Linked DNA regions of Homo sapiens: region 2 is linked to region 1. The links are chromatin contacts, found by Hi-C or POLR2A ChIA-PET in ENCODE. All regions are on one chromosome and are shown on one strand. Each heading gives the region's core, a stretch centred on a gene start or an enhancer-like site at or near the end of the contact. The rest is flanking DNA. Distances are from core to core; before and after follow the strand shown.

Region 1 (5,575 bases), core at 1,738-4,237:
GTCCAAGGGCAAGATGAGAGAAGGCAAGTGTCCAGCACAAAAAAAGCCAGAAGATCCAACAAGCTGCTTGTCCCTTTTCCGCCTGCTTTGTTCTGGCTGCCCTGGCAGCGGATTGGATGGTGCCCCACCCCCCACACTAAGGGTGGGTCTTCCTCTCAGTTCACTGACTCAGATGTCAATCTCTGATGGCAACACCCTTACAGACACACCCCAAAATACTCTACCTGCCATCTAGGCATCCCTCAATCCAGTCAAGTTGACATCTCATATTAACCGTCACAATGGAAAAAGGTATGGAGGATCCTAAAAAAGTTAAAAGTAGAACTACCATATGATCCAGCCATCCCACTATTGAGTATTTATCCACAGAAAATCAGTATGTTGAAGCGATATCTACACTCCCAGGTTCCTTGCAGCATTATTCATAGTAACTAAGATATGGAATCAACCTAAGTGTCCATTAATGAATGAATAAAGAAAATGTAGTAAGTATACACAATGCAATATTATTCAGCCTTACAAAAAGAAGGAAATTGTATTATATACAACAATGTGGATGAACCTGGAAAACACTAAGTGAAATAAGCCAGACACAGAAAGATAAATACCATGTGATCTCATATGTGGAAACTTAAAGAGTTGAACTCAGAAGCAGAGAGTAGAATAGTGGTTACTAGGGGCTGAGGTGGGGATTACCAAATATATGCTAGTCAAAGGTAAGAAGTTTCAGCTAGACAGGAAGGGTAAGTTCAAGAGATCTATTGCATAGCATGGCAACTATAGTTAATATATTGTATATTTCAAAATTGCTAATTTTAAATATCCTTACCACAAAAAAGAGAGATAATAGATATTTTAGATTGATTTAGCCATTGTACAAAGTATACAGGTATAAAACATCACATTGCAACCCATAAACATATTTTCGATTAAAAATAAATCTAAAAACTTGTAAAGCAAAAATTAAAAATCCTTAAGTGTAAGAACCAGAGGGCCTCTTTGGCAGCTTATCAAGAGGCCCTCATCTCCTACAATAAAAGAGTAAACACAGCTCAACAAAGAAGTGAGAAAAACAGAGCTTCGGTGGGAAATGAATGTGCCCAGCCAGCTCGTGTCTGTTATGTTCAGGTCAGGACCTTGATGGGGAAAACTGGGGGATGGGGACATCTGGATGGATGCCTGAGAGTCTTGGCTCTACAGACCCCCTGAACCCTCAGTTTACAGAGGCGGCTTACTCTTCCCTAGTAAGTGCTAGCACTTCCCAGTAAAGGCCTATGTCACCAAGGCCTGCAGGAATGCACTGAGCATGGGGCACCAGTACCACTCAGAAGTTCTATCTGTTGCAATATGATCTTGTTTCAGGGCCAGCGTTGGCTCTCCTCTGCAGACCAGGGCTAGGCTCATGTATATCCACATGGGCTATGGCCTTCCCTAGGAGTCAAGGACTCAGACTTCCCATAGATAAAGGTCTGGGACACCAGGCAAGCTCTCTAGCCCAGGAGAAGTACTAAGGCAAGGGTGAGGATAATCCTGAGTAGGCAGTAGAGAAAGAAGAAAGCCATGTATGGCCTCAGGACCAAGTGCAGCAGTAAGAGGTAGAGCTAATCCTACTAACTGCTCTCCCCTACATGCACTTGACATCCATCTGAGTCTCAGTTTATTCCAACCTGTGATGGCATTGAGATGGTAGCCTGTTTCTATATGGTGAGATGACGTCTACTTCATTGGATTTTCGTGAAGAGTAAATGAGCTTATATACATGGTACATAGTATACATATGTTTGGCCTCTTTATAGAATGTTTTGTCATCTATGTCTCCTGTTACATGGAATTCCCAAGCTGTGCCTCCTAATTTAGTGAAATAGTACCCCAAAATGAAGGTACTGCAATCGTGAGCAATGATAGAGGGGTCACATGGTTCTGAACACCAGCCACAGAGGCTGCTGACAAGTGAATCCTGTCATCCTGGTTCAATTCCCTGCTTTAGAAGCCGCTAGATAAGTTGATTCTGAGAACCAAGATGTTTCTGAGAAGCTGGTTGTCATTTGTGATTGTTCTACATCCTTCTCCCAAGATTTTCCTTTCATCATTTTAATGCAGCTCTTAAACTTGAGTCATGACAATGATCAGCAGGCTCTCATGAATTTTGCTGCAGCAAGGTGTTGGTCAGAAGTTGGTAACATTCAATCCTTTCCAATTTGTCAGGTTCTCTGAAAAGCAGAGGCTGGGAGAAAGGTTTTGGAGTGAGAGGTTTCCTGGGGGTACTGCCTGTGAACAGTGAAGGGTGAACACAAGGTCAAGCCAGTGCATTAGTTTCCTCTTGCTGCCATAGCAAGTTACCACACTTACTGGCTTAAGACACTAGTTTATCATCTTATGGTTCTGGATGTCCGAAATAAACAGGTTTCTCTGAGCTTAAAAAGTCAAGGTCTTGGCGGCAGCCTGCGTTCCTCCTGAAAGTTCTAGGGGAAAATCCACCTACTCACTTTCCAGCTTCTAGGGGCTGCCTGTACCCCTTGGTTTGTGACCTTGAATCATTCTAACCTCTGCTTCCTCTCATTCTGACTGATTATCCTATCTCCTCTCCTTTTCAAGTACCCCTGTGATGCCATTAGACCCACCCAGATAATCCAGAATAATCTCATCTGAAAGTCTTCAACTTAATCACAGATGACAGTTCCTTTTACCATGTATAGAATACTCGCAAGTTCATGGGATTGGAATGAACATTTTGGGGGCATTATTCCACCCATCATAGTGAGGAAAGCCTTCAGGTGGCTGTGCAGATCTAAAGTGGGGAGGAGGACTAGGCATAGAGACTTCAGTTCTGAGGCCGATCTGACAAAGTCTCCACCAGTTAAAAATCAGCAGAGTCATGTATTTTGGCAGAAATAGTCTCTAATTATAACTACCAGACTCAGTCGTTGGCTGGAAGCTGCCCACGAAGACCATGACCTTGGCTTGAAAGCCCAAGTGGATCCGGAAGGACAGCTGGAGGCTTTCCACCATCTGCGCTCATAATAGCTGAATAAGAAGTTTTTCTATGAAGGGAGATCCATGTAGCATTTTCTATGGCCACATCTTTAGTGACTGCACGAATTGAAAGGTACATAGGGATAATAACAAACAATATGGAAGGACAATCCTATGCTAGATTTGTTACCTCTGTTCTTGGATGTGTTACCCAGCATGAGTATCAAAGGGGTTTTGCCTAAGAATCTACCCTACAGAAATAGGAGCACAGAGAAGCAAGGGTATGTTATGTTTCTTCACTGCATCATTTTTAATTGCCAAGGAGATGGACAACCTAAATGTCTGTCCGTAAGGCAAACACTAAGTTCCAGTTCATTCATACTATAGAATACTGTGCACATATTAGGAATGAGTGGATCTTTATTGATAAATTGCCAAGATACATCAAGTATAGATAGGAAATTGCATAAAAACATAAGTTATCAGCACTTTTGTGAAAGCTTGTTCTTCTACTTAAAGTATTTTTAAGTAATCTTTTAACAAGCAAGTGGGATGGAGAGGTGGGTAGTGAGAAAAGGACTTTGAATCTCAAGAGGAATATGTAAGACTTTCTACCAAAAAACTGCTTTTCTATTTCTAAACTTTTAAAAAGCAACAAACATTCTGATGGCTGCCATGAATGTTCACATTCTAAAGTTATTTTCAGCTAGGAAGTCAACTCCAAATAATGGAAAAATAGAAAACTATGATTTATCTGGTTGTACCCTTGGCATAATGCCTATTTTTCCATGAGACCTCAGCAGAATTGCCTGAGAATCATGAGGGGCGTTTCTTTAGCCGACATCACTGTGAATTTCCTTGTATCACCAGAAGAGGGCAAAGGTGGATAAATTATGGGACAGCTGACACTAAAGGCTCAGACTTACAGAAGTCACTTTCATTTTCCTCTGCAAGGCTGGAACTGCTGCTCTTGGCATTCTTGAACCTTAGAAGTGGTATCAGATATTAAGAGGGTGTATCATGCAAGGTTTAACCAGAGAAACAGAACCAGGAGATACATATTAATACATGTTGAGATTCATTGCAAGGACTTGTTTTATGCAATTGTGGAAGTTGGCAAGGCAAGCCCATTATCCACAGATAGGGAAGGCTTTCAGGAGGAACAGGCAGGAACTCAGGGGCTGCTGAAACTTCTGACCACAGCAGAATGTCTTCATTAGGGAAGCCTCAGCTCTGTTCAGTCCTTTCAAATGATTGGATTAGGCCCATAAACTTTTCTGGGAGAATATCCCTTACACTTCAAGTCAACTAATTGTGAAGTTTAATCATACCTACATGACACTTCTAAAGCAACACCTACATTAGTGTTTTTAGAACTGGGGACAGTGGTCTGGCAACGTAGGCATATCAAAAAATCATTACAGTCTACCCTTATCAACTTGGCACCCTTAGGCCTCACATTAAGACACAGTTAATCTCCAAATAGATAGTCAATTCTGCCTAATATAATACAGCTGTCCCGTGTACAACTGAAAACACAGTAACCCTTTCCCCAAAAGAGGGCGCAAGTTTACTTGGGTACAGTTTACTCTTCTTTAATATGTGATAGCTTGAATACTACCATAACAAATACTAGGTCAACTAGTATTAACATTTATATTAGACTGTAAGAAGATGAGACACAAATAGTTACTCTATATGCAAACATTCCTAACAAATATTTGTAACTGTCAGTGTCTTTGTTTCTACAACTAGTCAGATGGTCAGAGCTAGTATTTATAACCACCTTCTGCCAACCCCCCCTTCCATATTTCCTTTACCTCCAGTAAGTACTTCAGCAGGCTGTGGTTCTTTGCCGTATTGGGTAACCCAACCTTTCATTCCTGAAAGGTGTGGACCATTAGCAATCCCTTCTGAATGGAGTGGGTATGGTATTCACTTGACTGATCACAAGACATGGTGGTGCCAAGAGACACCCTAAGGGATCTTGGGTATTCCAGGCATATTAGACCTTACCTCCTTGTGTAGCAGTCCAGTTTCCCCTTGGTTGTCAGGAACAATCGCCCTAACCAGTACAGCAACTCCTTTACTTTTGAATCAGAGGTATGAGGCAGCCGGCCATCTCAACTTTAACAGAGTCATTATTTTGTCTCCTGGTAGAGTCATTCCTCCCTTAGGCTCTGCTGTCTAGGGGTCTTAGTTCCAAACTCCTTGGGAATAAAACAATTTAGTAGATCACTAGGGGATAATAGTAAAGTTATTTGTATTTTCACCCCTTAATTCTTACACCCTTGAAACCTGGTTATGGGAGAAACAGTTATATTGGACAGTGATTTAAAGACTACATAGAATCCTAGAAGCCTTAGCTTGAGCCCTGCAAGGTATTGCCAATAGCTGACGCCGTAATTTAGTTTTCAAAAGGCCATTTCCACCTTTCAGGCCAGTCCACATACCTCTCCCTGATACCTTATTGTATCCAGTTTTCTAATTTTATTCCTTCTACACTTGTATTCCTTCTACACCCCTGACCATTCAGCCAAAACATTGGCCACAGCTTAGGAACTATTACAGATTCTTACCTCAGGCCCTTTCCCCTTCCAGG
Region 2 (5,575 bases), core at 1,924-4,423, 150 kb before region 1:
AAGAGACATTCCCTAAAATGACATTTCTGACATGTGTGGTAGGTGGTTAGCAATTTATATATAAATTTAGGATATTATCCTCTTCTGAATTAAAAATATATCTTACCTTTTCCCGGAGCCACGCAGTACAAACGTCTCTGACTACCTTGGAACTCCTCTACATATTCCAAGAGGCTGTAATCCTATGTTAATAAAAATGATCAATAGGCTTCAATCATCAATATTTATAGAGCATTTACCTGGGCCACGTACTTGCGGCATATGGGAGATGCGAATATGGGGAATGTATATGTAGGTGTTTGGGATAATTAAAAAAGGAGAGAAAAGTGGAATTACTATTCTGATGGTAACACAGGCAGTGTTTCAGTGTGTTGTCTGTTGAATGGAATGAACCTCTTCCTAATTTCCTCTGTCTAATTGATGCGAAAGAAGCACTAGACAGCTTGGGCCAGTTGAAAACATGAGTATCTGTCAATGTCCATGTCTCCAGAAAAGCATATAATATCTCTCAAACACTTAACAAATGCCAACTCTGTGTCAAGCACTTGGTGTTCAGCCCTGAGGTCAGAAAGTAGAACTTTGGTAGATAGTAGTCCCCCCACCTTATTCGTGGGGTGTATGTTCCAAGACTCCTAATGGATGTCTAAAACTGGGGATAATACAGAACCCTATATGTACTAGGTTTTTTTTTTCTGATACATACATACCTGCCTACAATAAAGTTTAATGTATAAATTAGGCACGGTAAGAGATTAATAGTAACAAAACAGAACAATTATAACAATATGCCAGCATCACTACTCTTGAGCTTTATGGCCATTTTTAAGTAAAGTAAGGGTGACTTGAACACAAGCACTGTGATACCGAGACAGTAGCTCTAATAACCAAGAAGGCTACTAAGTGACAAAGGGCTGGATACATAGATGGTGTGGATGTGCTGGACAAAGGGATGATTAGTGTCCCAGATGGGATGAAGCAGGATGGCATGAGATTTTACCACACAACTTAGAACAGTGCACAATTTAAAACTTATGAATTATTTCTGTAATTTTCCTTTTAATAATTTCAGACTGTGATTGGCTGTGGATAACAAACTGCGGAATGCGAAACTGTTGATAAGGGTGGACTACTGTAACTCTGGACAATTTCCTCAACTCTGCCCAATATCAAAGGAAGGCTCTTGTAAGCATTTCTATAAATTGCAAAAGGTATATGTTCTATAAGCCTTTCCAACCACATCGGCCTAAAATAGAAATCTAGACAGAGTGAAAATAGAAGTGGCTAAGAGGAAACTGCTTCAACCATGGGGGTAATTTTCATTTCTGGTAGTCATAAAAGGAAATTTTCTATCCTAGTCTTCCTGAGTTTGATTCACCTCCATTACTACATGTAGTGGTTTTAATAGTAGTGAGCAGTGATTGCTATGGGAGAGTTCAGCTTTGTTCTCGTTTATCTATGCTTGAGAAGGGAGGGTTGGAAGTGGTCAGAGCCCAAGAAATTAATCCAGGAAAAGAACCAGAGAAAGAGGATCTGTGAGATGGATCAAGAGAATGAAGATAGAGCCAGATTCATGTCTCAGGCTAGAGAGAACTGAGTATCCAAAAGACAGAATATTAGCTAGGTAGGTAGTTGTGGAGAGAAGCTCCACTGTTGACAAATACACATGCCAAGGACAAATAAGAAAAAATTACATATTTAAAAATAATTCTTCTGCTGTGCTCTCTTAGCAGGCTCCAAGCATTGTCAGTGATGTGCTACAAAGAGGAACAACTAAGCTGACACAGATATGAAGGCAGCAATGACACTGAACTGCCAGAATAGTGATCCTCAAAGGTGGACAGGTGTCACACCTGAATCCCTGGGGGTCAGGACCAATCAACTTCCCCGCCTACCCCAACCGTGGCCACTCTTTCTAGTCATAGTTTATCTTATGCCTCAGGGGCAGTAATGGGGTTAAGAAATGGTAGAAAGTATGTACCCAAATTCTCAATCACATTTGATTGTTCACTAGAACTTTTTCTAAGAAGACTAAATGGTGAGAACGGGGGGATGGCCCTCCAGGAAAATTCAGGTAGGTGTCATAATATTTAATGAAAGAGGCATTTCCTTTTTTAATCCTTTGTAGGGTCAGAAAAGAAAAAAATTCAAGATATGCAAAGGAAGCCAGATCAAAATCCCCTTGGCCATGGATACTGGTGCCCTACATCAGCACCCTTCAAGAGTGTGGATGAGGCTGAGTAGGTGGGAACCTGCATCCCTTGAAAGAAGCAGGCAAGGACAGGGTAGTGACAAGTGCTGGTCACTTGTGAGGGCTGCCTCCCCATCCAGTTCCCTCTGCAGCCAGGAGCAGGAGTTGTTTCTGGCTCAAGCCAGCCCCCATGGCCGCCATTCCCTTATATGACCCTGCTTCGCAGGGTAACGTACCAGACAGTTTCACGCTCGTTATCCTTGCAACGGATTACTCGGTGAGGAGCATCAGAGAACTGAAAAGACAGACTGACTTCGACTTGAATCCTGGCTCTTCCTCTTACTAGTTTCATGGCCTTGGGTATGTTACTTGTTTTCCTGGAGCTTTGTTTTAATAATCTTTGAAATGGTAGTCAATGGAGAATTAAATGAGATAAAACAGGTAAAATATTTGGTACTGTACCTGGCATACAGTGGAAGTTGAATCATGATGAATATCAGTTTTTGTGAAGGATCCAATTAAGCAATTCTGTCTCTCCCTCCTATGAGCCACCATTGTACCAAGTACCACCTCCAGTATTGTATCTACCCCTAAGGATCACCATTGTTTATTTTTGCACGTGTCTCCTTAGCTGGACTGTGAGCTTCCTGCAGAAAGAGAGCAAACCTTACAGCTTCGTATTCCTTAAACTGTAACCAGCACATAGTATATAACCAGTGAAAGTTCGTCATATCCCCCTGGCTCCTCTGCTGACTGAATGCACAAGTGAATGAACAAAGGGGATGGTGGTGGGGAGAAATGAAACTAGAGATCTTCAGTTAACCAAAGGGAATGTTCCAACAGAGCCCACTTTTCTTGTTTTGACTGGTTCGGCAAGTAAGACATCAGACTTACCGGATATTGTTCAGAGCACTGTTGACTAACTTGTTGACAAGGGATGTCTGGGCTGCATTATAGCCAGACAGGGAAGGCTGTTCAAGTTTCAATACTAGGTTCCTGAGTTAGGAGTGACTAAGCAGCAGCCGCCCCATACTGCCAAGCTACCGTGTGGTTTCACACCATCTGTCACTTGCTGAAGAGGACGGAGTCCCCCCTAGAACTTCCCTTATTTCACTACCACCTACTGCAGCTGGGTCTGCAGTTTGTAGGCAGGAGATGTGGGGGTCAAACTATACTTCATTTGTGCCCAATTTTCAATTGCTATCTAGACTCTTTTCCTCTCTGGACTTTAACCTTTGCTATAAAATTTCCCTAGAGCTTCAAAATTGTACCCCGAAGTGCCCCTGACTAACATCAAGCATATATGAAGATAATGTCTCAGTACTCTATTTACAGATGGAAAAATGAGTTATTCCACTGAAGCCAGGAAAATCCATGCTGGCACCCTAGCAGTCCATCAGAAAGTCGTTATTTCTCCACTGTCAGAGATCCTGTCCTGAATATGCAGCCTAGCACAGCATGTTATGGAGGTAATACCCATGTCCTTTGCCCAAGGCGCTTGCTCTTACTTGTCCTCGTGGGCACAGTGGAATTCTAAATCATCGATGCATACTGCCTGTTTTGTTAGGTCCCTTTAAGTTCATATTCAGCTGACCTGGCAAGAGATATGCAGTAAACTTTGCTCAAAAACGTTAGGACCGGAGATATAGCAAACTTCAGCAAAGATGGAAAGAACCATCCTGCCAACATACCGATTTTAAGAACAGCACTCTCTCACCAAATTCAATTATCTTGTTACTCAAAAATATTTTTTACATGTGATTTCATTGTGTCCCTTTGAGAACAGGGAGAACAAGTAGCTTATCTAGGATGGCATTGGTCCAGGCCTCTTATTCACAAAATATGTCAAATTTAGACTTTCACCTTAACTTCAAACGAGGTTATGCATATGGTCACTGAGATTCAGGATAAATGTGAAAAGGACTTTTTTCTCATGCAACTATACAATTACCCCATTATAAAACTGCACAGCCTGAATTAATTTTTACAAGTCATCACACAATTATGTTGCATTGTTTATAGTGTTTCACAAGTGTTAATTTATTAAATGTAAACACTCAAAATATACTATATTTTTGCAAGCCTGTTTTGACAGTTCCTCAATCAATGTACTGGGGCTCAACCTCTGGGAAGTGCTAGGTCTGAATTATCTTTGTGATGGTAAATTCCAAGTCCACAGGAGAACCAGCAAGTGTAGATTTCATCCCTCATGATGAGGCCTGCCGCGTGCCCTATGGAAGCAGAAAGATGATCACTCAGCTGCTTTGGGGCCTATTATAGCTTCTCAAATATTTTGAAGTACCCAAAGCATAGATAACCAGGTGTTTTACCACAAAAGTCTAGTTCTAAGAAAATATTCTTCAAGAGACTATGGTGACCTATCATTAGTCATTGATTAGGTTTAAAAAGCCATCACTTTAGTGTCCACTGGGTGACACAGCGTCTCTCTGAGACTGGTGTAGGAAAGGAAAGGAGTGGCAGCTCTGAAGCAAGCACAGAGCTAACGGCAGCTTTCACCCATCAGCAGGTCAAAGGCTTTGTTACCCAGACTGCTAGTTCTCGTTTTTGTGCATGTTATGAGAAAGACTCACACGATGTGGCTGAGGACGTTTAGGAATCAGTAGTGCAGCTTTCTGGACAGTAAATGGCAGCCAATGACATCAGCCGCAACCTGCTCTGCAGACCTTGAGATTTAATCATGATTTAAATAAACATCGTTTGCAATAATTTTTCATTAAATTAAAATTCCTGATTCACATTAACCAAGTCCCCCTGCTCCTGTGCATCCATACCTGAAGAGAGGTTTTAAATAACCAGAATGCTAAGATCAAGATTTTTATTGAATAAAGAAGCCTTTCTCCCAATTTTTAAAGCCAGGTTTCAGAAAACAGCTTTGATAAAGCCTGTTTCCAGTGGCCTGATGGGATTCCAGGATGCAGTCATGCTGTAAGATGGTGGCCAGACGTGTGTGATTTGGAGCTCTACTTCAGGAAAGCTTGCAAGTAGTCATGAGCTCATGGCAACATGATGTGCTCAGCCAGCCATGAGCACACTTCATTTGAAGTCTTTAAAGAAGAAAAAATCTTTAGAGCATATATTGGGCTCTAGACAAGTGTAAGTCATATTTGTCATGAAAGTGGCCTTAGGGTTGGGGTAATTGAATCTTATATTCTTGGATTGTGATGCCTAGTATTTCTCCTTCCTTTTGCCATTAGTGAAAAAAACCTAGAGGAGAAAAAGCAGATTGGCATTCCCAACTTTTCTCCCAGCACTCGCCTGAGGGGCAGAAGCCCTTGACTGGACTTTCCAGCTTTTTTCCAGGCAATTTCTTCCTGACCCCAGCTTTCCCAAACAGTCAAGGCACTGGATCTTCTGGGCTGATCATCA

Evidence for each region. Hi-C counts contacts between places; a loop is a spot of excess contacts on that map. ChIA-PET counts read pairs that join two places held with the same protein, here RNA polymerase II (POLR2A). Pooled maps may share reads with other maps.
Region 2: a pooled map shows a loop between it and region 1 (2.2-fold over the local background). The contact joins two enhancer-like sites. A Hi-C loop is called at or near these places in 1 of 168 maps with a recorded cell type or tissue (prostate gland) and 3 of 50 pooled maps. POLR2A ChIA-PET finds 5 or more read pairs at or near these places in 2 of 52 experiments (H1 and activated CD4-positive, alpha-beta T cell).

The regions. Positions count from the first base shown.
Region 1 is chr4:77,431,848-77,437,422 of GRCh38, reverse strand. No RefSeq gene overlaps it. Among named protein-coding and RNA genes, the nearest start is that of CXCL13, 170 kb to the left of the region's middle. Within about 2 kb of position 2,987, at least 3 of the 41 ENCODE cell types and tissues checked have a DNase peak (open chromatin) inside an H3K27ac peak, as active enhancers do.
Region 2 is chr4:77,584,674-77,590,248 of GRCh38, reverse strand. LOC105377296 (a long non-coding RNA gene) reads left to right here. Exons shown (of 7, transcript XR_938912.3): 3 at 1,070-1,182; 4 at 1,728-2,548; 5 at 3,524-3,657. It also overlaps a transcript of CXCL13 not described here. Among named protein-coding and RNA genes, the nearest start is that of CXCL13, 18 kb to the left of the region's middle. Within about 2 kb of position 3,173, at least 3 of the 41 ENCODE cell types and tissues checked have a DNase peak (open chromatin) inside an H3K27ac peak, as active enhancers do.